Regions from separate parts of the Homo sapiens genome. Here regions 2, 3, 4, 5, 6 and 7 are each linked to region 1. The links are chromatin loops, found by intact Hi-C in ENCODE. Cell type or tissue: endothelial cell of umbilical vein. All regions are shown on one strand.

Region 1 (4,000 bases):
GGAGTATCCTTTGGTCTTTTAGCTGGTTTGGATTTTGGGTAGTGCTTTGGTGGAAGGATCCTCAGAGAATCATGAAAGACCCTTTAATATAACAAGGACACAGTCAGCACTTGATCATCCTATGATCTAGGCAGAGTCTAGATCTAGGCAATGCTCTAGGAAGAGTCTGGGAATGTTGGCTCAAGGATGAGGCTGTGCAAACAAGGCTCTCTCTGGGTCCCTGGCAAGAACAGCTTTGGTTAGACCTACCTGCTCTTTTGGCTCTGTGGGGGTAAATCATCTCTGGAGAATTGAGAGTGGATTTTGCTTTTGTATAATTGTGGTCTGGGGTTATTTGTAACGTCTTTCTCTCTCTGTTTAGATCATAGAGTTGATTGATTTGAGTGCAACCAAACTAGCTGTGGTCATTCAATAAATAAGACACCATTAAGCATTTTTCTTCTTACTGGTCACAGATATGGTTCTATTCTTTCACTTTGGACATGTGATCATATAAAGCCTTAAGGATAAGAAATTAGGTTACTACCTCACATAGGGATTTGTTGATTGTATTGTATTGCATTATTGTATTGTATTTATTTATTTATTTTGAGACAGAGTTTCACTCTGTTGCCCACGCTGGAGTGCAGTGGGGCAATCATGGCTCACTGCAGCCTTGACGTCCCAGACTCAAGCGATCCTCCCACCTCAGCCTCCCAAGTAGCTGGGACTGCAGGCATGTGCCACCACACCTGTCTAGTTTTTTTAAAAAAAATTTTTGTAGAGGGGTCTTGCCATGTTGCCTAGGCTGGTCTCGAAGTCCTGGTCTCAAGTGATCCTCCCACCTTGCCCTCCCAAAGTGCTGGGATTATAGGCATCAGCCACTGCACCCTGCCTGCTTTATTAATTTTAGTGAGCCTCACATACAGTTTTCAAAGTCAATAACCATGGGTTTATTATCCTCAATTTACAGATAAGAAAACTAGGATGAAAGAGATTACGTGGTTTGCCCAAATTCACATGATATATGGCTATAGAAGTAAGACTAGAACCTAGGCATTTCATTGAATATGCTAAACACACATATACACACTCATTTTTCTAGGTATATAGTATTAATATGTGCATATGTATAAATGACAATGACAATTGAGTATTTAAACATTTCAAGATGTGAACATGAAAATTATGCTAATTCTATTTTTTTAAAAATAGAGACTGAGTTTCACTCAGTTGCCCAGGGTGGAATGCAGTGGTGTGATCATAGAGTTGTAACCTTCAACTCCTGGGCTCAAATGATCCTCCCACCTCAGCCTCCACGTAGTCTCCTCAGTAGCCAGGACTACACGTGCATGCTACCGTGCCCTACTAATTTTTTAAATTTTTTGTAGAGATGGACCTTTAATTTCAGTTTTGTCATCTATTCTGTACTTTCTCAGTTACTATTAAAAGATCTTCAATAGGACAGATAATCAAATCATCTATATAACATAAATAATTTAAATGTTTTACTGACTAAAAGACAGAATCTAGGTAATCTTTCAAGGCTTACTCTAGATTTCTAGTTTTATTAGTTTTTAATTTAAGAAATTTATTAAGGATTTCTTTTCATAAGATGATATACCTTTACAGCAGTTTAACAAGCTTATCATGCTTCATACAATTTATCCAGAAGGAGGCAGCATTTTACTATTAAATTGATGCTTCCGCAAAGGTTCTAAATTGTTTTGTTTTGTTTTTTAAAGATGTAAACTATCTAAATACACACACCCTAAATCCTTTCAGGGCAAAGATTCCTGACTATCACTAGAGCTTTGCATATTGCCACAACTGTGAAATCCAAATTCCACTCAGATTAAATGCATCTAAAATTACAAATAGCATAGATAGTAGCAAAATTCATTGGCAGAAACCATTTTTGCAATAAAGATATTGATCAAAATAATTTAGAGTTGAACAGAAGATGGAGTAGAAGGGAAAATGAATGATTCAGTTGTTGCTAACTTGTAGAAAATAAGTATTTGGTTAATAAGAGATCAACTTGTTGAAAAAAATTTGATTCACTCAGAAACAAGGATAATGAATTAGTTTTAATCATCTAGCTAAATTCATAAATGGGACTTGCTGTTTCTTTTGATGTTTTTATTGAATCATAGGATCTTTAGAAAGAAACTTGAAATTTCCTGTGGCATATTTCAGTGATTGCTGGTCAGAACTCATTTCATCTATCACGGAAAATGAGAGTCTATCTGCTTTCAGAGGATTAGGAAGAAGGGAATTCCACCATGATAAGGGAAATTAAGTTATGAGAATAACAGGATGGCAGAGGGGCCTTTTTCTGTTGCCCTGTATTTGACACAGAGCCCAGAGCTAAAAACAGTAACTGGGGTCTGGTGCTTTCTCCAGAGTATTCCTAAGGGGCTAAAGAACTATACACCAGTCCCCACCCACCTCCTCTGTCCCTTAACACCCTGTCCTTGGGGAGTAAGTAGGGTGGAGTGATTTCCCCCCTGCCATCACTAAGGGGCTGCTTCCCACTCCCATTTCCAAGTGAAGAAAGAGACTGTCCCCATCGTGACCTCTACTTAGGCATAAGATTTGCTAGGCTATTCATTCTACTAGAGCAGAGGAGATGCAAGCTAGGAGAGATGGGTGATCAGAGAGAAGAGGCTACAGTGGAACAGTCAGCTTGCCTGTCCATTATGTGGCATGGCCAGGGTGCAAGAAATTCCTTAGGGCAAGAGGACATATGGAAGGCAGGTGCCTTCGAGCCAACTTGCTGTAACAACATCCTCCCTTCCCAGGGCTATGCACCATGACTTGGAGTGTATTACTGGGGATACTTGAGGGAGTGGATGGGAAAGACCCAGCCATAGCTCAGTCTTCCATATGGGGGTGTGCAGTGGGAAGACACCCCCAGGGCCCTCTGACTGGCTCTCACATGTGCTCCAAAAGGTGGACTTGAGAGGCCGGCACTCACACTCAGGGTTTTCTGGAGAAGCAGAGCGGCGGGCAGAGTGAGGGCCACAGCTGATCCTGTTGGGTGGAAAGACCCTGTCCCTTTCCTTCCCACTCTTCCTGACTAAAATACTCGAGCAGGGCATAGGAGAGGGAGGAGGAGGGGTATCTCAGAGCCCGCACTCCCCCTCACCCATCTTACTTCAAACAGCCGGGGTCCTGACTCAAGCGTTCTTTGGAGTGGGAGGAGATGGAATTTAAATGGAGTTTGAAATTGAAGTTTTAGTTGGTTTTTTAATAACCAAAAATGAATAGAAAGTGATGCAATTTTGGCCAGGGGCAGTGGCTCATGTCTGTAATCCCAGCATTTTGGGAGGCCAAGGCAAGAGTGTTGCTTGAGTTCAGGAGTCCAAGACCAGGCTGGACAACATGGCGAAATCCCGTCTCTACAAAAAATACAAAAATTAGCCAGAAGTGGTGGTGCACACCTGTGTTCCCAGCTACTTGGGAGGCTGAGGTGGGAGAATCACTTGAATCCCTGAGGTTGACAGTGCAGTGAGCTGTGTTCATGCCACTGCACTTCAGCCTGGGTTACAGAGCAGGAGACCCTGTCTCAAAAAAAAAAAAAAAAGATGCAATCTGTCTAGGATGCCATGGAGAGATGGGAAAGGGAAGTATGGAATTTGGATAAAGGGTTAGGAAAAAGTTGAAAGATTTCATATTTATGATCCAGTAAGTAGAGCTAAATTGGCTATATAAGTATGTAATGGTAATGCTATTTAAACACTAATATAATTTTTATTTTTCCTAATTCCTGTTCCTCCTCCACCCTTCATCATTAAGGCTTATTTAACAGGGAAAGAAAGGACAGTATCAAAGAAGTTCTGAGGGAAATCAAGATGATCAGTGTTCCTTAACCAACAGAAAGAGAAAATAGATAACCGTTTTAGTTTTTAGGAAGCTGTGTGTGTATGTGTGTATGTGTGTGTGGTGTGGGTGGGTGGGAAGGACAGACATTACACACACACACACACACACACACACACACACACACACACACATA
Region 2 (4,000 bases), 370 kb after region 1:
TTCTGGAAATATTAACTTTTAGCTAGTATATGTGGTAGTGAAAGATTATAAATTTGGAGTCAGGAGCTTTAGGCTGATTCCCAGTTCTACCACTGGTGGCTTATGGTCATCATTTAGCCAAACCTTGGTCAACTTCCTGCAATAAACACTTCTGGTTTCAAAAGTTAATCTTACTTTATGGATATGGAAAGTGAGATTCTGAGAGATTAAGTAATTGTCTGATGTCCCACAGGTGATAAGCCATGTCTTCAGGTCTTTTGGATCCCAGGACCCAAGATTTTTAAAAATGTTTCCGCATAAGTGCTGGCATCGTAGGGAGCCAAATAGATTTTCACATTAATTTATCTGTTTGTCCACCTGTCTACCTGCATGTGGGCAACTTGATTAGAAGTCGATTTAAAAGAAAAAATAGATACTGGCTTTGAAAATGTAATCACTGATAAACACTATTCTTATGTTTTAGTGATATATCTATTCTCTCTAATTACATGACTTAATATCTTCCCCCACTATGAGGCCAAGAAAGAATAAACATGTACTTAGGACATATATATAAATTCTAATAGAAAATATAAAAGGCGAGATAAAAGGCATTAATGTTTTAGTATTGTCACTGAGCTTCTTTTAGGTTTTAGATATGTTTGCTCTGTGCTATGAATGAAGACGGGTTAAAAAGAGTCCTAGAGGCTTAAATGGAAGTGAATGAGATGTCTTATTGCTGTACATCATTGGTTTTGTTTTTATCTGGTGTTGAGTTGGCTCATTAAGTTCTGTGTTCCAAGTGTTTATTTGTCTATTGTCACTTTCCAGTCAGCTCTTTGTAGCCTACAGAAATGGAAGAGTGGATGAAGCAGTCTCTCTGGGTTTTCTGGATTGCTGGATAGGTGGAGACCTGACAAATTTCAAAGGCTGCTACCTGACTAACCAACTGCCTATTCAGGTAAAAGTTTCTCCAGATTTATCTTCAAAACAGTGAAGGTTCTGGGTTATGTGTGTATGGAGGGCTTCATGTGTAGAGTTGACAAATTTAGCAAACAAAATACAGGATACCCGGTCAAATTTGGATTTCAGAAAAACAACAAATACTTTTTTAGTATAGACCTGCTCTAAATATTGCATAAGTGTTCTGTGTCTGACAACCCTCTTAATGTGGCAAATTTTTTTATAGTAGAATAGAAGTCTGTCTGTTTTCAGATATATTTTTAAAGTCTACATCCAGTTTTAATTCCTTTTCTTCATACAGTTTTAATATTTTCTTGCCTCAAGGTAGCTGAACATGATATGTTGCCATTAGCGGATTCTTATTCTTTTCTATACTAAGGTTGAACAATAATCCACTGTTGCTGACACATAGTTTACAATGAGAGTCATGATTAAAAATATAGTCAGTGGCTATAGACAAATATTTCTACAGTAGTATTCAAATGAAAAAAATAAAGTGGAATATTTGTAACCTTTTAGAATACTTTGTTAATGTTTTTAATCATGTAAATGACTTTGTCACCTTCATACACTATCCTATATATATTGCATAATGGTGGCCTTGGATTTTATGTTTATGGATGTCCATCTTTATCTACCACTCCAGATTTTTACAGCCATCTTCGACATGAACACGGATGTAATCATACTCTCACAATTCATGTACTACAGGTTAAAGAATCAGAAGAAAAAAATGTAAGATTGATAATAGTTCACTCAAATACTTCTGTCTGTAATAGAACATTTTCTCATTTAAAAACTGATAGAGCATTTTCGAGTTATTTTTAATGAGTAAGGCGTATTTTGATAAGACATAACATTTCTCTCAACCATCTAAGTGAGTCCTTTGAGAATTTTCAGATGTGGCATATTTAGATTCCATGTTATTACCTTTTTTTTTAATTGGTATGTGTCATTGGACACATTAACACATCTATGTTATTGGAAAATAAACAGAAATGATTAATCAGAAAAAGGAAAGAGAGATTGGCAGGAATAGTCAAATGCTTTTAGAGGTTCCTGCAGGTGATAGGCAGTACCACTTTTCTCTTGTGGCTAATCTAAAAACATATCCTCCACAGGATAATAGCCACAAATAGTTTTTAAGTGCTTACCATTTGTCACTCGCATTGTAACTTATTTAATCTTCATATCGCCCATTGGGACAGGCACTATTTTAATGTTCAGAGGCTGGTGCAGAATAGGCCTGCAATATAGATTTGCTGAATAACTGAATATTATTTTTATTTTTGCTTTGTCTGCTGTGTTTTTAAATGACTGTTTCTTCACGTGTGTATTTATGAGCCAGCCCAACAATGAAATTTGCTTTTAGCTATGTACCTATGAGAGTGGCTCCATTTTTCCCCTTGGGATGGGTGGAGCGTATTTCTCTACTGCCCCCTGGTGGTTGTAACTATTACAAGGGTGGGAACAGCTACTCAAATCTACAAATCAAATACAAATCCCACTGGATACTAGAGTGGGGAAGGCAGGAAGATGACCCCCAGTTGTGTACCAGGCATGGTGAAAGACCTTTTATATGTGCTCCTTGAACTCGCTTATTTTCCATGGCAAACTCATTTATACAATTGAGGAAATCGAGGCATCCACAAATTGGACTGAGGTCACATAGCCAGCTGGTAGAGGGATTAGATTTCAAAATCAACCTAAAGTGATATGAGGTATATATCAAGCTGATTTACAGTGTAATTGGTGTCATGTGACTCATAAGCTCTATAAGAACAGGGACTGTCTCAATCTTCTTCCAGACTGAGTACGTAGCCGACATTCGGCAAATAGTGGTGGAATGAATGAATTGTGAAATATATGGAAATCTCCAGTAAAGCATTTGGTACTTAAAGGGCACACAATCAGTTCCCTCCCCTGTGTTGCCCGCTACCCCCACCAAACCTACTTTAAGTATATTAACTAAATAATGGCACCAAGAACTAAAATAAAGGAGCCATTTGGTAAAAGGTCACTAAGATAAGGGACATATATATATAAATAGTCACCACCATAACTAGTTTAATCTATCTGGAACTAATCCTGAATTTCTGTGGCAAACAGTCTAAAACAGTATGACAGCCCAGCTCTCTTCAATTTACTCCCTCAGGGCTAAATTGAGCAACTCACACAGTTTATGAGATTTCTGGAACAGAGTTTTGCTTAGCTGCAATATCTTCTGTGGGCAAAGTAGACTGAATTTGGAATGCTGTTAAACTTAGGGTCAATGCAGAGTTCAAAAAAAATTAAGTTTCACCAGGGAACATGTGCTCGATGGGCTATCCAACCTGGAATGTTGAGGGATAAAGCAAATCCTTCAAATATAAAATGTGTCTGAAGGTAATTTTTTATTGAAGTCTATTGTCTTAACATGTGGTTGTAATATATGAGAAGCCATGAGCCCTACCTTTGCAGTTATAACTCTACAAATGTTTTAAAATAAATGCTTCATCAGTTTTTATGTTAAACAAGTGGGAATGATTTAGCCAGAATGTTGCAGTCAGATATCTGTGTGTCTGATGTCTGCTGATGCTAACCCTGGTACGGATGCAACATAACTAAGAAATTAAAAATAGAATATAGAGGTTAAAGCTGCATGGACCTACCCTGCCCCTACCAACCCATGGTAGATGATTGTCTGGTTTATAAGGAGACATGTTTCCTACTTAAACATAGACTTTTGTATGTTTGTTAGCTTGTGGTTTTTGGTTTTTTCTTTCACTTTTACTAAGATTCTTCATCCCAGTGTTTCCTAGCTTCCTGAATGAGAGTGTTCAATTTGACCACCACTCCTGGAAGTTCTCAAGCTTTTATCATTAACTGATAGAGTAAGAACATAGCCAGCCACTGCCCATGGAGAATGAGTCACTCTGCTCTGTGTATTTAACAGTTATGGATCAGGTGCTTTTTGATTTTTTCCTCAGAGAGCTTTCCAAAATGTACCTTGACCTGGCTCTGCTGATTTAAACCTTGAGTCATCTAGATGCAGATTTAGGAAATAAGATCCATAGGA
Region 3 (4,000 bases), 240 kb after region 1:
CTGACCAACGCTGAAATATTATATGTGATTCTTTTCCTCCTTCTGTCTGATTGGAATATGGTAATGGGCTGGAATTTCAGCAACCATCTTAGACCAGGAGACCCCATGCAACAATACAGAAGAAGCATGGGTTCCTGGTCATTGTGAAGCCATCTAGCCAGCCCTGAGCTGCCTGCCCACGGACTTCTTTTACGTGAGAGAAAAATATACTTTTGTCGTGTTTAATCTTTTAGTTGGTTGATCACTCAATCTAATTTTGATCCAGTAATTTTTATTTTAATTTAAAAAACTACAGCCAGGCGGGGTGGCTCAAGCCTGTAATCCCAGCACTTTGGGAGTCTGAGCCAGGCAGATCAGAAGCTCAGGAGATCGAGACCATCCTGGCCAACATGGTGAAACCCGTTTCTACTAAAAATACAAAAAATGAGCCAGGCATGGTGGTACGCACCTGCAGTCCCAGCTACTCGGGAGGCTGAGGCAGGAGAATCTCTCGAACCTGGGAGATGGAGGTTGCAGTGAGCCCAGATCATGGCACTGCACTCCAGCCTGGCAACAGAGTGAGACTCTGTCTCAAAATAAGTAAATACATAAATTAGCTGGGTGTAGTGGCGTGCGCCTGTAATCCCAGCTACTCAGGAGGGTGAGGCAGGAGAATCTCTTGAACCCGGGAGGCGGAGATTGCAGTGAGCCAAGATCGCACCACTGCACTGCAGCCTGGCAACAGAGCGAGACTTCATCTCAAAAAAGCAAAACAAAACAACAACAACAGCAACAAAAACAACTACGCACTTTATTCTCCCTAAAACACCCATAACCTAAACTTGGAAAATGCATTTTACAAATTCTCAGGAAGTTGGATATCTGACTTAAAAAAACAACAACAACTAAGCAATAACATTTAATGACTTTGAGAATATATAGGTGTTAGCAAAAGGAGGAAATAAGAAATGTGCAAAACTGAGATAAAATATCTAAAGAGAAGTATCAGCATGCTGGCTTATGTTAGCACATTGTCACACATTTTCATTTACCAAATACTTATTGCGACATCACCATATTACAGCATAGTAAAGTAATTGTGCAAGATGACTCAAGCTATTAGGAGGAAAGATGTATGTGTAATAAATATGTAATATATATATATACATATAAATAATATTATTTGTGTGTGTAGAGTGAACAACTGTCCTGGTTTGCCTAAGACTGTCCCATCTTTAGCACTGAAAGTTCCATGTCCTGGGAAGCCCTCAGTCCCACGCAAACTGGAACAGTTTTTCACTCTAGTATGTATGTATATATCTCCAGCAGAGCTAATTTTTTGGCAGAGATAATATATGAACTAAACACAGTTGATATTATTTTCCTTGTCTATTACAATATAAATTGGCTTATAAGTATTAACACCTTTAAAATATATTCAGAACATTCTACTACCAAGCATATAGTGTAGAATTGTAGAGCTTTCTATTTACAATTACTTGATTGACTTCACTTTAACAAAGAATTAGATTTGCAAACAAACAAGAAATTATAATTGATTTTTATTTCATTTCCTGTCAAATCTTAGATTAGAAATCTCTTCCCTGAGTTTTACTAAGGCCAAATGTTTCCAGCATTGTCTTTCAGCCACTTAAGAAATGCACTCCTAAGGTTAAAGTCTTGGTTAAGGTAATTGTATATGTTCATTGATGTATTCTTGGATTCAGTGAACATGAACACTCCTATCGTTGATCCTTGCATCAAGTTTTATAAATCTGGAGTGTAGCAGAAAAGTTTGCTGGGTTTGGGGTCAGAAATCCAGTATTCAAATCCTGGCACCATCACCTACTAACTTAATAACTCTAAGAAATCAGGCCTGTCAAGTAATCTCTATGAGTCTCAAATTAGTCAGGAACTTAGGGATAACAAGACTTGCCTACCTTGTTGAAAGATTAGTAAGCAGATAATTTTCAAAAAAGTGTTTTATAAACCATGAAGTTATATTGAAAATAAGATAGTTATCTTAAAAAATGTTTTTCCAAGTTGTTTTCAGTGGATTGAAACTAAATAAGCAAGCAAACAAAAATACGAACAAATAAATGAATGTAAGGATTCTTTTCCATTGTGGGTAAGTCATTTTCAGAGTTCAGCACACAAATGTCCAAATCTATGCAGGCCTTGTTCTACTTCACAGCAGCATCTACTGGTGAAGTCAAGAAGGTGCAAACTCTGAGTTAGATCAGATCCAAGATTTGGTTAACAATTTAGAAGTCTTTTCCTGTTTTAAGACGTCTCTATTCCTTGATCCATATGTGCATTGTCTTTTCATAACTTTACATTTAATAGTTTTCTATGGGTATAAATATTCAGGTTGAATATTCTTAATAAGATTGCTTAGTAGCTTGTTTCCTAGAATATTTGATTAATAAATTCTTTCCCAACAACTTGTTTTATGGTGAACTTAAAAACCACTTCCTTTAAGAATAATTGTATCATGAATTTTTAATGGTTAAGCATTTCCCTAGAGATTATGAAACTCCATGAGTGGATATGGTTCTGCTTCCAATCTTTTTTTTTTTTTTTTTTGAAATGGAGTCTCACTCTGTCTCCCAGGCTGGAGTGGAGTGGCATGATCTCGGCTCACTGCAACCTCTGCCTCCCAGGTTCAAGTGATTCTTCTGCCTCAGCCTCCTGAGTAGCTGGGACTACAGGTGTGTGCCACCACGCCTGGCTAATTTTTGTATTTTTAGTAGAGATGGGGTTTTACCATGTTGGCCAGCCTGGTCTTGAACTCCTGACAACAAGTGATCTGCCCATCTCAGCCTCCCAAAGTGCTGGAATTACAGGCATGAGCCACAGCGCCTAGCCTGCCTCCAGTCTTTTAATATGGACCTGGTACACAGCAGATACTCAATTGGTGATGACAAAAACAACCAGAACGATGATGATGATGATGATGATGATGATAGAAATCATGGTAACCATTGATGAACTATGGGCCCAGAATTGTACAAAACATAGATATTTTATCTATTTAAGTCTCATACATCCTATATCACATATATTATAACTGTCATATTAAATGGGGGGGGGACAATTTTCTATCTCCATTTTTCTGAGACTGCTCACCAAGCAATGGTTTGAAATTTGTCTCACACAGAGAAAAAATGAGCTGAATTTATCATAATTAACTAGACAGTATTTTCCAGGTCATTGCCAGCAAGTAAAAAAGGAATTTGGACTCTTGATGAGATGTTACATTTTCTTCCCAAAGACTTTCTACTTAAGTTTCCAATCATTTGAAGTCGTTTTGTGACTTGTGCCAGAGGAGCATGTAAAAGGCATATTGATGGTGAGGCATATTTCTTTATTATGATCACTGATTCAGAAATGCAGAAAAAGGGACATTACTACTTTTAGATTAAATAGCAATGGTGTTCATTGCATTATGGAGTTTCACATCAAAATTTTAAAAGGGCTTCCCTATAAACCCTCAGATAATCCACTGCAGTTGTAGGGTCTTCAATAATATTTTCAGCTTCTTGAGTGAAAGATATGCTAACTTGTGCTGCACTAAGCATTGGTTGTGCTTTTATTTATCAGTACTGAAAAGGCATTACAGACCATTTTCATATGGCAAAGAACAAGTTTGGAGACTTATTCGGGAGCACTGGAAAACAACTTTCTTTTCTAAAAAGGTTCTGATGTTACAAAACATCACATTTTACCCCTGATATAATTTAAGCAGAAAACAAATTCATTGCCCAAGTGATATGGTTTGGCTCTGTGTCCCCACCCAAATCTCATCTTGAATTGTACTCCCATAATTCCCACATGTTGTGGGAGGGACCCAGTGGGAGATACTTGAATCATGAGGGTGGTTTCCCCCATACTATTCTCATGGTAGTAAATAAGTCTCATGAGATGTGATGGTTTTATAAGGGGTTTCAGCTTTCACTACCTCCTCATACTCTCTTGCCACCACCATGTAAGAAGTGCCTTTCACCTTCCACCATGATTG
Region 4 (4,000 bases), 77 kb after region 1:
TGTTAGTGGATAATCACAGAATGACTGATGCTTTGTTGCAAGTATATGGCCTATCTGACACTTTTCCTCTGTATCAAGACAAGATTGTTGACCCAATATGGAAAGGCAGAGGAGTAGGAAAGTGATGCTGGATGAAAAATAGAAGTTAATCCCTGAGGGGTGTTAGGTTACTGATCTTAGCTTGTTTCTCTTCAAGATTTACAAGTTATTAGCATGTTTACTATGAGCTCTTTGCCTATGTGTATATTGTAACATTTTAGCATAATACTAAAATTCAGTTTCCACAACATGTTGAAACCTTGTATACAGCAATGTTTTCTTCTCATGAAAGCTAATTTTCCAAAAGATGCTATTTCCAGGTTTCAGTTCAGTTAGTTGTTTTTAATTTTGAGAAAGAGTTAGATTTTTAAAAGTTAGATTTTCAAGTTGCATTTCAAAACAAATTCGATTTTTTCCCATGGGTATTCTATCACTTAAGTGATTAATGAATTTCTCAATCACTCATCTATTTGCCAAATGCTTATTAAACACTATAATGTGCCAGGCACTGGTTAAGATGTACAAAGATGAGGCATAATCCATGGTTCTTCTTGTAGTTTACTGTCCAGAGGGAAAGACTGATGGCCACATGCCAAGTGCAATACAGAAGTGTAGGCAGAGGATGGAAAGGACAGAGAGAGAGAAATTAATTCTGCTTAGGGGTGGTATGTAGGTGTGTGTGCATATGTGTGCGTGTGTGTGTGTGTGAGAGAGAGAGAGAGAGACAGAGAAAGACAGAGAGAGAAAGAGGGAGAGAGAAATGAGAGTGTGTGGAGAGGTTTAAGAGGGAGAGAAGAATGTTCATACCACAGAGACATAAAATAGGAAGATGGAAGATGGGGAAAGGGAGAAAAGGAAGATTTCAAGATAATAAATTATCTGAGTTTGTAAGTGTGTTTTTATTTTGTCTTTAAGTATTGCAAAGTATCTGAACAAAAAGCTGAGGTTCAATTTTACATAATCAATATATACTCAGTAGTCCCAGTATATCAGTGTGAAAATGTGAAGTTATTGTATAAAAAGCATTCCGTTGTTTTTGGTGCTCTACCAACACTTAGCACGTAGGACAGTGCTCTAACACATGTGGTAGAAGAAAAGACATCATACTACAATGCTAGCCACCACATACATCAAAATCGAGTTTTCTTTTTTTTTTTTCTTTTGAGATGGAGTCTCGCTTGCCACCCGGCTGGAGTGCAGTGGCATGATCTTGGCTCACTGCAACCTCCAACTCCCTGGTTCAAGCGATTCTCCTGCCTCAGCCTCCTGAGTAGCTGGGATTACAGGCACACACCACCACAGCCAGCTAATTTTTGTATTTTTAGTAGAGATGGGGTTTCACCATGTTGGCCAGGATGGTCTCGATTTCCTGACCTTGTGATCCGCCTGCCTCGGCCTCCCAAAGTGCTGGGATTACAGGCGTGAGCCACTACGCCCGGCCAAAATTGAGTTTTCTTTTATCACTTTTAAAGTTCTATGAAAGTTGACATTGAAATTTAATGGAAAAGCTTCATATTCATAGACTCACAAGGCTATTGGTGGCCTTATGGGCTAGGTCCTCTCAGAGGTCATTTAGTTCATTTTCACATTGGCATCTAGAGTGGAAAAATAATCTAGCTCGCATGAAGGGTGCCCCCAAAGGAGACCCACAACTGCTGTTACCAATTCTTTTGACTGTCTGAAAAAACTCTCCTGACACAGGAGGCATTTTGAAACCATCTCCATTTGCCCATGTATTCATAATCTAATATAATATAATAAATAGCACATTCTTTTTTTATTCATATTTATTTATTTAGTTAATTAGTTTAGATTTAGAGACAGGGTCTATGCTATGTTGGCCAGGCTGGAGTGCAGTGGCTATTCATAGGCATGATCATGGTACACCACAGCTTCAAACTCCTGGCCTTAAGCAATCTTCCCGCCACTCTTTCCTGAGTAGCTGGGACTACAGGCACGTGCCATTGCACTCAGCTTGACAGTATGTTCTTATAACACAACTATTTGAAATCAAGTTCTAAAGATGAATCATGATAGAAAGTTGTTTGAAAAAATTGTTCCATTTTCTTTTAGAACCCAAGAAGACCTTCTACTGATGATCACATTCAAATTTTAAATGTCTAGTGACTAAGAGACTAATCACATGGGGCTGCTTAGATTTATCGAGGAGGACAGGAGTGCCAAAACTCTAAGTTGTTTTTTGTAGGGTGTAAGAACAAAGGCATCTCATGTGTCTCGAGAAATGAGTGAAAGTCATGACCCAGTTCTTCCTCCTACTTTAACAAAATGTGACTGAAGAGGAAGCCAGATGTGTTCTAGGACAGACCAGCTGACTAACTCTTACTGTCAACATACACTGTGCAATTCCAAGACACAAGGGCAACTGATAAAGAAGATTAGCTTGGTTTTCCAGAAATAAGTTCTGCTCTGTTCAATCTCCTTGCTCAATCTCCATTCTCTCATTCATGTGGAATAACAAGATCTGCAATAAACACCACCAGGCAAGTCTCTGAGGATTACTGAGTTATTTCAGAAATTTTCTAATCTTCTACTCTGAACTTTTATAAAATGATTATCAGAAAATGAATCAGCAGTTGGAAGAATAGGAAATAGATTCTACTGTAATCATTTCCTGCAAGTAATAATTTCTCACACATTATCATAATAAAGTCTCTGTTCTTCTTTAAGTAGAGTAAGTCATCGAGGAAGTAGATCACTTCTAAAAAATTAAACTTGTCTCTGGGTCTTTATAATATATTATAACATTACTGAATGATTGCTCTTGAAATTTCCAATATTTCATGTCCTTAACTTGAATTTTCCCTACAGGTTGAAAAGTCAGGTTCTGGAATTGGCTGTCTGGATTAAAATACTGGTTCCATCACTGAGAAGCTGTGTGACCTTGCGAAAATTACTTAATCTCTTTGTGTTTCAGTTTTCTGATCTGTAAAATGAAGTCAATAATGGTGAGAAAATGAGAAAAATGCATGCAAGCTTAGCATATTATTAGAGTGATAAATGCTAACAATTATAAATCATGTCAGGGCCTCTACATTATTTTAGCATTTACTTTCCTCTGACTATCTGTACATTACTGGATAAAAATATTTTATTGATCACCAGATATTAAACTCCTGTGAATTTCTGTGTGTTGATGGTGAAGTTGGTGGGAGGATGGTGATGAGACTTACTTGAAGACAGGAATGTATGTGAGTTGACCATGTCAGTAAGCTGAGATACTGTCAATTTCTGAAGGATTCCTCTGGCTGAGTCTACACAGTTAAGAAGTATTATATATTTCTTGATGTCTTTCCTAATGTCTAACTGAAATTCTCTAATTGTCTCATGTTTTATTCCTCATTTATGGAGATGCTGGACAGCATTAAAAAATATTGAAACGTGAATACTTGAAAACAATTACTGTATCATTTGTCAATTCTTTTAAAAAATATCAAAAACCCAGTTTATTTGGCCTTTTGTTCTAGACTTCAATTCTACTTCTTTGGACCCCTTCTCCCTGAGGCTGATAGGGCAGCTGGCCCCTGTGTGGGTGTTGATGAAACCCAGACCAGTACATAGTACTCAGTTGGGCATAGTACATTCTAGGCGCTAAGACAGGCAGGTAAGTGGATCAAGCCTTTACAAGCGGTGACTTCTCTCAGGGAGGAAACAGCCCTAATCTTCATTTACCAGGTTCAGAATGCTTTGGGTATGGTATAGTGATGAATTTGATATCGTTACCATATAATCACAATCTTGAAACATCACATTTTAACATTCAAGGAATATTTGACATTGCCATTTAAAAATATTATTCATTCATTCATTCATTCACTCACTCAACAAATATAGCATGCTAAAAACATAAAAGAAGTATGCTAGATTTTTTCGAATACACCTTTTGGCTCTAACTGGATTATGAATTTCTTTTAGAGCAGAGACACTGTACCTTATTCATATT
Region 5 (4,000 bases), 290 kb after region 1:
ACATATTCTGGAATGAGGGCTTAAAGACAATAATTTTTTTTGCAATGTTGAAAATGTGGCAGAATACACTTTAAAAAATTTAAACTTATCTAATTACAAGTCTTGATTCAACCTGAATGCCTTAGCACATCACAAGATAAATGTGGACAACTGATTTTTTAAAAACATAGAATATTTGACTAGTATTAGTAGTTGTTCTAAGCAATTGGTCTGAGTATTGGGCAATGATAAATTACAATAATAAATTAGGACTATTCCAAAGGAGGGTAAGCAGAATGATAAGAGTGTAGGCCATACCTGGGAGCTTCAATGAAGCCTTCTCTAACAATGCAGAAACAAGATTGTCCTTTGAGGATTAAACCAATAAAGTCCACTCATATGAGTGGGATTAGCCAGTACAGGCCTAAACCAAGACATTATCTTTTGATGGGTGACTTTGCAGGTGAGTTAGATGTAATCTCAGGGAGGAAGGGCTGGAATGTGATTGTCATGGAGGAGGAAGAAACCTAATCAATAAAAGTATTTCTTATCCAAAGAAAGACTGAGTAAACAGACTTGAGAACAGCATGAAACACACAAGAATTCTGATCCGTACGAGTTATAATTTTCATTGTAAATCAGTACATCGTGTTTTAATCTAATTTATATTTCCAAGTCTTGTATTTGGATAGCATGATTTGGATAGCATTTCTCAGGTACCAACAAAATTGAGTTTTCCAGATCTGACAGTTGATGGCTACAACATGAGGTGCTGTAACCTTTCCCAGACACAGGCTCCTTCTTTGTCATGGAAAAACCCAAGGTCACTAAGATGTTTAGCTGGGATGAGACAAGCCAGAGGTGAAGCCTGGTGCTTATCTTCAAAAGGTTTAAAGTTTTTCTTGTAGAAACAGAGGGTAGACTCTTTTGATTGTTGGGGGCAGAGAACAGAACAGAGACAACAGGTAGAAAGTACAAAGTAAGATTTCATCTGGCTAAGCAGAGGAACATGTTAACAATTTGAACTCCCAACAATGAAAATGCTCTCTCTTTGTCAGGGTTCTTTGATCATAAGCAACAGAAAAAGTCTGAATAAGTACAGCAAACAATAATAATAATAGCTATAAGAAGAAGATTAGAGGTGGCCCACTTATTTGAAGGAGAAAGTGAAGTACCAGGCCTTAAAAGGAGCAGTGATCAAGGCAGCTACAATGATAGAGAGGGAGGAAGTAAAGTACTGTTTCTTTGGGGCACCGTCCTCATGATAAATCACCCCCTGCTGATATCTTTCTTAAAACTACTGGGGAAAAACTTCTGATTTTCAAGCTTGGGCCAGGTGTTCACCTCTTCTCTCCCCCACCACTGATAGGGAAGGGTAGTGGGCACTCATGAGTAGGGAACCTTGATGGAGATGCCATCAAGGTTTTATGCAATGGAAAGGGACAATTTACCAAAGGAAAATTGAGAAGCAGGTAAAAATATTAGAAACCCACCATATTCGCATCATTGCAAGTGCAGGAGAAGCCACCTATTTTTCAGCAATCTTCTGTGCTGGAAGTTGGAAGGGGCAATTTAGACGATCCCTTCCTGTTCTACGTTTCTGAAGAGAAATTGAGAAGTGGAATTGATTACTGAGATCCAAGGTCATTAGGAGAGGCCTAGAGAGGAATAGCTGGGGCTGGATCTGAGGGAAGGATGGGACGCAGCTAACAGGGATGTAAGCCATAGAGCAGGCATGGTGGTTCCATGTGCTAATCAGAAAAGGAAGATAAGGAGCTGCTGGCATTGGTAACCTCAAACTTGATATATGTAAATTACAAGCTACCATTCTTCTTCTGTTCCATGAGAGGGTTACAGATAGAGAAATGGAAGAAGTAAGATGTGGTAAAAGTTAGTAGATGAAGAAGACACACGAACTCCTGGCTCTCCAGAACTCCTGGTAGAGTGAGATGCTATTTGGACAGCTTAATGAATGGACGATGATCCTAATGACAAGGGACCTGCCAGCCTTAATGGCTAACCAGTGGAGTTATATAATAGAACTGAGTCACCAGTCCTAAAATTCTGAATTTGATGTCTGTGAAACAAAGCAATTAATGATGCAAACAAAATAAATAACTGGCCACTAGTGACCTCTAGTGGAAGTAGGCTTTAGGGAACTTATGTGATCTTTGATTACTGTTTTGTTTTGTTTTCCTAGTAAGAAGATGAAAACCAGTGTAATTTTCAGCCAACTGATTTGCAGAGGAGTGTGAAAGAAGGGGTTTCTGAAAACAGGACAAAAATCTTACCCAGAAAATGAAAATGTACCAGGAACATGTTGTGCTTTGCGTCAACCTAAGTTGATTAATGTTCTGGAAAAGATGTGGATGAGTAATTGCCATCAAAGACATTACCTGAGAAAAGAAGAGTTTTTTGAGCAGTGACTTCATTGGTCACTGGGGGGAGTTCAGCATGTTAATGGCAGCCAGCAAGAGAAAATAGGCTTGAAGAGGAGGCTGCACGGGTTGCCAGTATACCTTTTAAATATATCTTCTTTGTAACACAGAAGAGCGCTGTTGTTTCTGAAATATGCACACATTTGCCAATTCAGTATTGTATGGCTTGAGTCCCACCACTTTCATCTTTCCAATGAGTGTCTGTGCCAAGTGTTGGCTAACACTGCTGAGCTGGGAGGATGTGGGTGGATGCCTGGTGGCCCTAGGCCTTTGAAGTGGGACCAGTCTCATGGAGGGTCCAAGTACAATCAAGAAGGTCAACATGAAACCACACTGGGCACTCCACATCCATCCCCTTTGGGAAGTGCTTTCAGAATATATAATCTTGACATTGAAGAGAAGCGAAGGAATGCAAGTATTGATGGGAGGTTTTACATCTGTCTGATCACACTGGGGACTAATAATGGGTGGGTGGAATTAAATGGCAGGTCCAGGGAGTAGGGATGCAGGTGGGTAGAAAAAGAAGCAAGGGAAAGATAAAAATAGAGACAATACAGAAGTAAACAGAATCAGCCTTATTAAGTCCTGGGCAACTGTCACTTCTGGCAGCAAAGCGATCGTTGTCCTTGTCTCATATTACCTGCGTGGCAGGAGGTGTCATCCTGCCTTCTTTCATTATTCAGCCTCCCACACACACCCTGCTCTTGTTTACTGATGCTGTTATGCTGCTCTGCAGGTCTGCTTTTCCCTGGATTGGCTCCCTCTCCTCTCAGTGTCATTTCAAGGACATAAAAATAGCCCCTAAATAATATTTTTGTGAGAATTCCATGCTGCTCTGCAATTTTCAGAATTCTGGTCTTTGTGAGTGGGCAAAAGATGATCTAACTGCCCCCTACTAAGCCATGACTTCCCTACTGATATTTCTTAGATGCCAACAAAACCACAGAGCAGATTAAGAGAGACCAATATTAGTGGTATTTCCTCTTTCCCCTGCAAAGATCTTTCTGCCAGGATATAAACAAATCTCTAGCTCTAGGACAGGCCATTTCAGAGATGTAGTCTATAAACCAGTTTACTTACTGAAGATGAGCTAATTATCTTAATTTGCTCCAAAGCTTCTGTAAGGCTGTCTTCAATCTCAGAGTCATCTAAGGAGAAGAGGTCCCCAGCTCGTGAAAGATCTTTTTGTCCCAAAACCAGTCTGAACAGTTGATGCATGGTGAGGATGAGTTTGATCAGTTGACTTTCTACAGACCCAGAGTCATGTGTTCCAGTTATCAGAGGTCAGTAAGACAAAAACATGTAGAAGGAGGTATACTTCTTATTCCATGAAAGGTCATTTTTCTCCAGACTTTGAGGTCTTCATTGACACTCTCTGCAAGGGAAACAAATGACACAATGTAGCCACTGGCAGAATGGCATAAGCTCAGAATGTGAACTCAGTGTCCAGCGGAGAGAGAGAGAAAAAAGAAACTTGGAAACATGTGCCTAGACTAATAGATCCTGGCTTAATGATCTTTAAATGAACTCTTTCCTTGTTTTTGTCTCAAAAAGTCTTGTCAAAAATTACTAGGTTTCTCCAG
Region 6 (4,000 bases), 230 kb after region 1:
AGCAAAGCAAAATTAATTAATTTCTTTTTCGTCCTCCTGAACAATGAAATGATTTTAGAATCCTATTACTGAACATAAAAGCAGCACATTTTAGATTATTTCCTTATATCTGTCTTCCAGTTCATTAATATTCTTTTCAGCTTTGCCTAATTTGCCACTTAATCCATGCCTTGAGCTTTTAAAATTTTCAATTAACTTTTTTTTTTAATTCTAGAAGTTTTATTTGGTTCTTTAAAAAAAATCACCTAGCCTTTTTCTTTTTGACAATGTCTTATTCTTTTCTCATATTTCCAATTCCTTCTTTTAGAGCTTCAGTAGTTTTAAACATATTTATTTTCTAGTTTTTTGGCTGATATTTCAACTAAATGCAGTTCTTGGGGAGAGGTGTCTAATCCTTTTTGGTTTCTGCTGATTCTCATTTATAGTGGTTTGCTTCCTCATATGTTCAAATATCATTGTGAATTCTTTTTTGTTTTCACAGTGGCAGATAGTATATATTTGAATTCTAAACATATCTGAGGGCAGGCCCAATTTCACAAACTCAAAGGGACCTTGTAGAGTTCAAAGAGAGACATGATTGCTTCCTACCTCTTTGTGCTAGGGCAGAGTGGGATTGTACCTACTGAAATACAGTAGGTAACCCTGTGAGGGTCCTGGCTTTCATGAGGATCTCCCTTCTAACTCTCCACCTTTGGCCTAAGCTTTGCTTCCACATGGTCATCAACATTTGGTGGTTATAGAACTAATAACCCCTATCTCACTTCACTCCTATGCCAGAGGGGCCCTAGCATCAGCTCATGGGATTGTTGTTTTTGCTTTCCTCTCTATCTTTGGCTCCGGGATTTTCCCCTTACTTTAATGGGAGCTCATCTGTACCTTTTAAGTTTTTATTAATATCATGTGAACACAGACCTGTATATATTGTTAGAAGCAGAAATCTCTAAGTTTACTTTTAAAACATGATCCTTGCCTCGAAACCTTGTAGAATAATATAATGTCCACATAATACCAAGTTATGAAAAGAAACATACCTAAATAACTAAATAAGTATATTCCTTTTTTCCCCCAGCTTTTTTTCCCCATTCTAGGTTTACCCAGTTGTACTGTGTTGTTTGTCATAGGCCGGGTGAGGTGGCTCACGTCTGTAATCCTAGCAATTTGGGAGGCGAAGGCGGGTGGATCGCCTGAGGTCAGGAGTTCGAGACCAGCCTGGCTAACATGGTGAAACCCTGTCTCTACTAAAAATACAAAAATTAACTGGGTGTGGTGGCGGGTGCCTGTAATTCCAGCTACTTGGGAAGCTGAGGTAGGAGAATCGCTTGAACCCAGGATGCGGAGGTTGCAGTGAGCCGAGATCACACCATTGCACTCCAGCCTGGGCAACAAGAGCGAAATTCAGTCTCAAAAAAAAAAATTATCTATAAAAGTATAGGTGCAACTCCTCAAGTATTAAAGACAAGATAGCTCGGATTGGACTTGACTTTCAGAGCCATAACTATTCTTAATATGTTGGTTTATCTTGGAATCAGACCATTTTCAGTTTCAACCTGTAAAACAGTGTACAAAGGAAACATGGAAAGTTTTCTATATATAAAGGGTTGTGAAATAATAACAGCTCACAGAAAATGCTGAAATGATGATTTGCTTCAGTACCCTCTGAAATTTCTCCCCTACCACCCCTCCTTCATCCCCATTGCTATCAATTCAAATTACAACAGCTAATTCTCAGGAGAACAGTAGAAGCCCAGTTTCTCTCCTCTTTCCCCTCTGACCCTCCTCCAATTAATCTGACTGCAGCGTAAACCTTTGCGGTTTAATATTGTGCAACTTCCACATTTCCCTCGCTCTCCCACCCAGCCCCCTCCCCCACCAAATTCAGGGGAACTCCCGTTACCGCAGTGCCACCAGCATTACTCATTCATCCCCATTCAGGCTTTCCTCAGCATTTATTAAGGACTCTCTGCTCCAGCCTCTCACTCTCACTCTCCTCCGCTCAAACTCAGCTCACTTGAGAGTCTCCTCCCGCCAGCTGTGGAAAGAACTTTGCGTCTCTCCAGCAATGCATCTCCTTGCGATTCTGTTTTGTGCTCTCTGGTCTGCAGTGTTGGCCGAGAACTCGGATGATTATGATCTCATGTATGTGAATTTGGACAACGAAATAGACAATGGACTCCATCCCACTGAGGACCGTAAGTTCACTTTAACTGTTTCTCTGCTAACCCTGACTACATATCCACCTCTTGGTCTAAATAACACACATATACTTTGTGGCCAGTGAGACAAGTTAAAAATTTATAGCTTGTTATGCAAAAGTGAGAAGCACTTGAAGAAAGATGGAGGTTTCAAAGTTATTTCTGTAACGTACATAATGGGTTGAATCATATCAAATCGTCAATATTTGACTGTTTTGAGCTACATAACCGGCGATTTCATAGGGTACAACTTAATCTATACCTGAATGAATGATTTCTGTCGTTTCTGAGACATTTACATGCTGTTTTTCGGAGGTGTCCTTAAAGGGAAGGGGAATGCCAGGAACGGGCTGCAACTTGGCACCACCGAGGGAGGTCAGCTTTTACAAAGCACATCCAAGGCAGGCCTGGGCGGGCTGCTAACGTGTGTGTATCCCGTACTCTAGCCACGCCGTGCGCCTGCGGTCAGGAGCACTCGGAATGGGACAAGCTCTTCATCATGCTGGAGAACTCGCAGATGAGAGAGCGCATGCTGCTGCAAGCCACGGACGACGTCCTGCGGGGCGAGCTGCAGAGGCTGCGGGAGGAGCTGGGCCGGCTCGCGGAAAGCCTGGCGAGGCCGTGCGCGCCGGGGGCTCCCGCAGAGGCCAGGCTGACCAGTGCTCTGGACGAGCTGCTGCAGGCGACCCGCGACGCGGGCCGCAGGCTGGCGCGTATGGAGGGCGCGGAGGCGCAGCGCCCAGAGGAGGCGGGGCGCGCCCTGGCCGCGGTGCTAGAGGAGCTGCGGCAGACGCGAGCCGACCTGCACGCGGTGCAGGGCTGGGCTGCCCGGAGCTGGCTGCCGGCAGGTAAGGAGGCAAGCGGGGCCGGGACCTCCCACTGCGGCTTTGTTCCGGGAGCGCGCGTAACGGCAAGCCAAGCCAGGCAACCTTCTAGGGGAAGCTTTCATGGGAAGCGCGCGCGCGCGCGCGCACACACACACACACACACACACACACACACACACCCCTATTTCTGCATGCGCGGTCACAGAGCTCAGGCACACCATACAAGGCGGGAAAATTGGCTTTAAAAAAGTATTCCTCAGTCCTAAGGAGCCCTAAAGAGAGTTGTGGAGGTAACCATCACAGTCTTGAAATAGACGTCTAGGGCCCCTTACACCCGATCCGACTAAGCGCTGCAGGAGTCCACTGGCCCGTTATAACCGTGATCCCTCTTGCCGCCCAGCTTCCCTCCGTTAGGGATTTCCACGTCTTCTAATTTTATCCTGCCTCTGTCTTTAGAGGAGCTCTGGTTTCCCGCACTATTTCAGGGCCCAGGCTAACGTTTAGGGATGTTTTCCAGCCCCTCAGCCGGCCCCTCCTCTCCGCCCACCCATTCTCAGCAAGAAACTTGAGGCTAAAGCTAATCTCCCGAAGGGTCAGCGGAATTCTTCAGGGGTCCCCCAGCCCCCGGGGTTTGTGGAATTAGCGCGACAGGGGAGGTCGGAGGGTGTGCGGTTTGGGATTCAGCGTGGAACAGTCAGGTGTAGGAGCCAATCCGTGTAGGGGATCCCAGCTCCACCCCAGGGATTCAGAGAATTGGGGCCAAGCAGGAGAGAGACTGTTCAAACCACAGGCAACTTCTCAAAGTCCCATGTGACACTCCATGAATCTCCAAACAGACATGGGTTCCCAAAATAATACATTCTAAAGATGGTTAAAAGAAAGAAATAGAAGATTTGGAGCCAATCAATACTCCTTTGTATGCCAAAACTTCTAAGAAATGGTGGTGTGACAATCATTTTGGATTGTATTAGAAAATCAGTG
Region 7 (4,000 bases), 150 kb after region 1:
TTGTTTTTTACTTTACATTGGAGATACAAAATTAGTAATAAAGTTGTTTGAGGCTGATAGCAACAACAACAAAAAAACCTTGGCTGAATAACTAATGTTTTATACTTTGCCAGCTCTGCCATAAGACACTAGGGATTAATTGCATTTAGAGCATAAAGGACCTTAAAAGTTATCCAGCCCAGTGTTTTTCAAGTTTCTTTAAGCTGTGGAATTCTTGGTTTAAACATTCTTCAGGAAGGCTAGTGTGTGAAGCCAGCTACATCAGGGTTGTTCTGTTTGCAGGGCAGGTAAAGGGAGGAAAAAAGGGTCTCTGGAGCCTCTATAGGGAGCAGAGCTTGCAAACCCATGGCTCTGTAATATACTCTTGGGATAAGTGTGAGGAAGTGGTGACCAATGAGATGAAGTAACCTGTTCAAGGAATCAGAATTGCCCTGCAGCAGAGGTGGGACTGGAACCCAATTTAGATAGGACGCTGGGCATCTGGAGTTATTACCTAGTTCCAAGTTACCTGCATCTCTGTTACTGAAGCCAATTATTCTTATTAAAAATTTCCAAACCTTGCAGAAATATTTACATTAAAATGTTCAAATTTCCCCCTCCCTCTCGCTTTCTTCTCTGCCTGCACCCCCAATCTGATTATTTTTCTTTTTATTTTTTTGAGACAGGATCTGGTTCTGTTGCCCAGGCTGGAGTGCAGTGGCGCAATCTTGGCTCAACCTCCACCTCCTGGGCTCAAGTGATTCTCCTATCTCAGCCTCCTGAGAAGCTGCGACCAGAGGCATGCCACCATTCCTAGCTAATTTTTGGATATTTTAATAGAGGTGGGGTTTTGCCATTTTGCGCAGGCTCTTCTTGAAGTCCTGAGCTCAGGCGATCTGCCCACCTTGTCCTCCAAAGTGTTGGGATTACAGATGTGAGCCACTGCACTCAGCCCCAGTGTGATTCTTCAGAGAAAAACAGTGATAGCTGCTTGATGTGTATCCTTCTAGAAGTTTCCCCCCTCCCTCCAAATTTGTACATACATACACATATATGTAAATCCTTTTTTTTCCTGGGTTTTCTTGGCTGGCTCTATTTTTCTCTTTATCATAGCACTTAACGCTTTGTAACATCCTACATATTTTACTTATTTATCATTTCTATTATTTATCATACATCTTTTCCCACTAGAACAGCCTCCATGGAGGCAAGGATATTTGCCTATTTTGATCACTGGTGTTTCGCAAGTCCCTGGAGTGTGCTGGCATGTAGTAGGCACTCAAAAATTTTGTAGAATGAATGGATGAAGAATGAACAAGATGAAGAAGCAGAACAGGAAAGATTTTTAGGGCAGTGAAATTACTCTGTTTGAAACTACAATAACGGACGCAGGTCATTATACATTTGTCAAAACCCATAAAAGGTACAATACCAAAGTAAACCTCAGTGTAAACTATGGACTCTAGATGATAATGTATCACTATGAGTTCATCGATTGCACCAATGTGTCGCTGTGGTGAGGGATGCTGACAGTGGGGGAAGTTGTGTGTGTAGTGGGGCACAGGAGGTAAATGGGAATTCTCTATACTTTCCACTCAATTTTGCTGTGAACCTAAAACTTCTCTAAAAAGTAAAGTTTATTAATTAAAAAAAAAAGAATGAGTGGTCATCTCAAAATTCATGTGTCTAAAACCAAGCTCTTGATTTGTATCTCCCCACACATTCTTCCTCTAGTCTTATCTGTCTCATCCATCCATTGGGTGATTAGGCCCAACCCACCAGCACTGCTGACAGCTTTCCTTTGAAATATATCTGGAGTGAACACTTCTCACCACCTGTAGTCCAACCACCCTAATCTAGGGTGCCACACATAAAGTGTCCTTCTGCCTCATGGCTTTGTATTTACTGTTCCGTCCTTGCTGCTTCTCCTTATTCATGTCTCCATTGCAAAATCACTTCAGTAGAGAGACCTTCCCCTGTTACTCTACCTAAATAGTAATCCCATTCTTTATCCCCCCTCCAACTTGTTTTGTTTCACAGCATCTGTCACTATTTGGCATTATTCTTTCTATATATTTTTTGTTCTTGGTCCATATCATCCCACAGAATAAGTTCCAAGAAGGGAGAGATTTGCTTTTGTTTGCTGCTATATCTTCAGTGCCTAGCAAAACTTAGGGACTCAAATTTTTGTTGAATGAATGAATGAATCTGCTATTCACCTGTAGAATAGCATTTGCTTCCTAAGGAGTCTCTAGCCCCCTCTACAGACTAATCTCCACATTGCAGGTAGGGAGATATGTTTTCAATCTGACTTTTCTCTCAGGATAGAGCCCAGATCCCTGCCTACATTGAACTATCCTCCTCCTCACTTCACTTCACTGCTCCCCAGGGGGCCAACTTCCAGTCCCTGGAGTAGGCTGTGCTCCTTCTTTCCACAGGACAGACGGTTCTCTTCAGCTCCCACACCTCTACTTACTCTTCACATTTCTCAAGAGTTCCTTCTCCAGGGAAGCTACTTTGACCCCCAGATTAGGGCAGATTCCATGTGATAGGTTCTGACAGAACCGTGTTCCTTTTCTGCAGATAAATCATCTCACTTTGTAACTACGTATTATGTAAGTTCCAAGAAAGCAGAGTCCATGTCTATTCTGCACACAGTTGTATCCCCTGCCTACAGCAGCGTGCCTGGTACTGCCAGGTTCTCAAGAAGAGTTGGCTGATGAATGAATGAAGGCATAAATGAGCATGGCAATCTCTGCTGTTGCCAGGCAAGTCTCCAAAGCATATCCAGAGAATGAACCTTTCAGGCATCACTAACAAATCCCTCAAGTTTGAGAGACCAGGGAACTCTAGGGGTGGCTGGCTAAGTTTCTCCCTGCCTGGCCCAACACCAGGTGATTTGAGCACAAATACCAGCTAAGTAGATGACAACATTCTTGTGCGTTGAGGCTTAGAAATCTCACTGGGGAGACACAGTCACCTGTCATTGTCCCTAGCCATGTAAGGCATTACTTCCCAGATTAATATTTCTTCAAACATCTAAACTGAAGTGATCATCTGTAAAAAGTAGTTTTTACTTACATGTATAAACTACAGGGTTTTATATGAGAAACAGAATCACACTCTCAGAGTTTCTTTGACAGTTTTACATTTCCTGCATTTGTGGCTTATTTTAATGCCAGTGTAATATTTTAATGGCTGCGGGATAATTGATGTGGATATTTTCATCTGAAAAATGATGATTTTCTGTAAAGCAAATTACCTTTAAAAGTTTGCTGACTCTCTCACTCTTTTTTTTTTTTTTTTGAGACTGGGTCTCTCTTTGTCACCCAGGCTGAAGGGCAGTGGTGCAGTCACCGCTCACTGCAGCCTCGACCTCTTGGAGTCAAGCGATTCTCTCACCTCAGCCTCCCAAGCAGCTGGGACTACAAGTGCACATCATGGCTGGCTTATTTTTGCATATTTTTTGTAGAGAAGCAGTTTCACCATACTGCCCAGGCTGGCCGTGAACTCCTGGGCTCAAGCAACTCACCCACCTCGGCTTTCCAGTGTTGGGATTATGGGCATGAGCCACCACACCGGGCCAACTGAATCTTTTTATAAGAAAAACAAACAAACAACAACAACAAAAAAACAAAACCCTGTGTTTTATAATTTTTCACCAGTCCCTAATGTGAACAGGGTAAAAATGTAGACATAGGAATTAGCTGTCTTTTACTCAGCTCTTTTTGCCTCAATCCAAGTAGACTCTGTCAGCTTTGGACTCATCTGCTGTAAATATGCACCTCTCTGAAAATGAACTGTAACACAGATCATTTCCTACTAAATTATCAAATACCTGGACTCTCAATTGCTAACTATGTAATTGCCTATGATTTTGGAAAAATATTTAAAAATCCTCCGTCACCTGAAATTTGATGGTTGTTGTGGAGCAAATAGGAGGAAATAATCTACCCTCCTCCACCCCCACCTTTTCCTCTGTCTTATCAAAACCCTTCACCCAGCGATATAATCTCTTTTC

What was found. Peaks named below come from ENCODE experiments on the same cell type or tissue, not always from the same donor. Only the 100,000 strongest peaks of a DNase experiment are listed, where the experiment ranks them.
Region 2: a loop joins it to region 1, with 15 times the contacts of the local background. A loop is called at or near these places in 21 of 110 quality-filtered maps.
Region 3: it touches region 1 in a loop (11-fold over the local background); 25 of 110 quality-filtered maps call a loop at or near these places.
Region 4: it touches region 1 in a loop (8-fold over the local background); 2 of 110 quality-filtered maps call a loop at or near these places.
Region 5: a loop joins it to region 1, with 15 times the contacts of the local background. A loop is called at or near these places in 83 of 110 quality-filtered maps.
Region 6: a loop joins it to region 1, with 7 times the contacts of the local background. A loop is called at or near these places in 25 of 110 quality-filtered maps.
Region 7: it touches region 1 in a loop (9-fold over the local background); 24 of 110 quality-filtered maps call a loop at or near these places.

What each region holds. Positions count from the first base shown.
Region 1 is chr3:157,202,874-157,206,873 of GRCh38, forward strand. The region is part of intron 2 of LOC101928236 (a long non-coding RNA gene); the gene reads left to right. Among named protein-coding and RNA genes, the nearest start is that of CCNL1, 45 kb to the left of the region's middle. In endothelial cell of umbilical vein, a CTCF peak has its summit at 1,653 (motif pointing right); DNase peaks (open chromatin) are centred at 1,678 and 2,218; H3K27ac peaks cover 776 bases.
Region 2 is chr3:157,570,367-157,574,366 of GRCh38, forward strand. It overlaps the pseudogene SLC66A1LP. Among named protein-coding and RNA genes, the nearest start is that of VEPH1, 69 kb to the left of the region's middle. In endothelial cell of umbilical vein, a CTCF peak has its summit at 2,394 (motif pointing left); a DNase peak (open chromatin) is centred at 2,375.
Region 3 is chr3:157,445,048-157,449,047 of GRCh38, forward strand. All of the region lies in intron 4 of VEPH1 (ventricular zone expressed PH domain containing 1), which reads right to left. Among named protein-coding and RNA genes, the nearest start is that of PTX3, 10 kb to the left of the region's middle. In endothelial cell of umbilical vein, a CTCF peak has its summit at 2,183; a DNase peak (open chromatin) is centred at 2,154; H3K27ac peaks cover 665 bases.
Region 4 is chr3:157,280,356-157,284,355 of GRCh38, forward strand. The region is part of intron 12 of VEPH1 (ventricular zone expressed PH domain containing 1); the gene reads right to left. LOC101928236 (a long non-coding RNA gene) reads left to right here. Exons shown (of 10, transcript XR_007096141.1): 4 at 2,869-3,005. Among named protein-coding and RNA genes, the nearest start is that of CCNL1, 120 kb to the left of the region's middle. In endothelial cell of umbilical vein, no CTCF peak of the experiment used is centred here; a DNase peak (open chromatin) is centred at 2,356; H3K27ac peaks cover 2,984 bases.
Region 5 is chr3:157,491,715-157,495,714 of GRCh38, forward strand. It overlaps VEPH1 (ventricular zone expressed PH domain containing 1), which reads right to left. Exons shown (of 14, transcript NM_001167912.2): 2 at 3,498-3,792. The coding sequence starts at 3,635. Among named protein-coding and RNA genes, the nearest start is that of VEPH1, 9.7 kb to the right of the region's middle. In endothelial cell of umbilical vein, a CTCF peak has its summit at 2,109 (motif pointing left); a DNase peak (open chromatin) is centred at 2,107; H3K27ac peaks cover 319 bases.
Region 6 is chr3:157,434,875-157,438,874 of GRCh38, forward strand. The region is part of intron 4 of VEPH1 (ventricular zone expressed PH domain containing 1); the gene reads right to left. It overlaps PTX3 (pentraxin 3), which reads left to right and starts at 1,976. Exons shown (of 3, transcript NM_002852.4): 1 at 1,976-2,189; 2 at 2,639-3,040. The coding sequence starts at 2,060. In endothelial cell of umbilical vein, no CTCF peak of the experiment used is centred here; DNase peaks (open chromatin) are centred at 2,007, 2,937, 3,107, 3,227 and 1 weaker place; H3K4me3 peaks cover 2,388 bases; H3K27ac peaks cover 2,418 bases.
Region 7 is chr3:157,352,633-157,356,632 of GRCh38, forward strand. All of the region lies in intron 9 of VEPH1 (ventricular zone expressed PH domain containing 1), which reads right to left. The region is part of intron 7 of LOC101928236 (a long non-coding RNA gene); the gene reads left to right. Among named protein-coding and RNA genes, the nearest start is that of PTX3, 82 kb to the right of the region's middle. In endothelial cell of umbilical vein, a CTCF peak has its summit at 2,246; a DNase peak (open chromatin) is centred at 2,249; H3K27ac peaks cover 998 bases.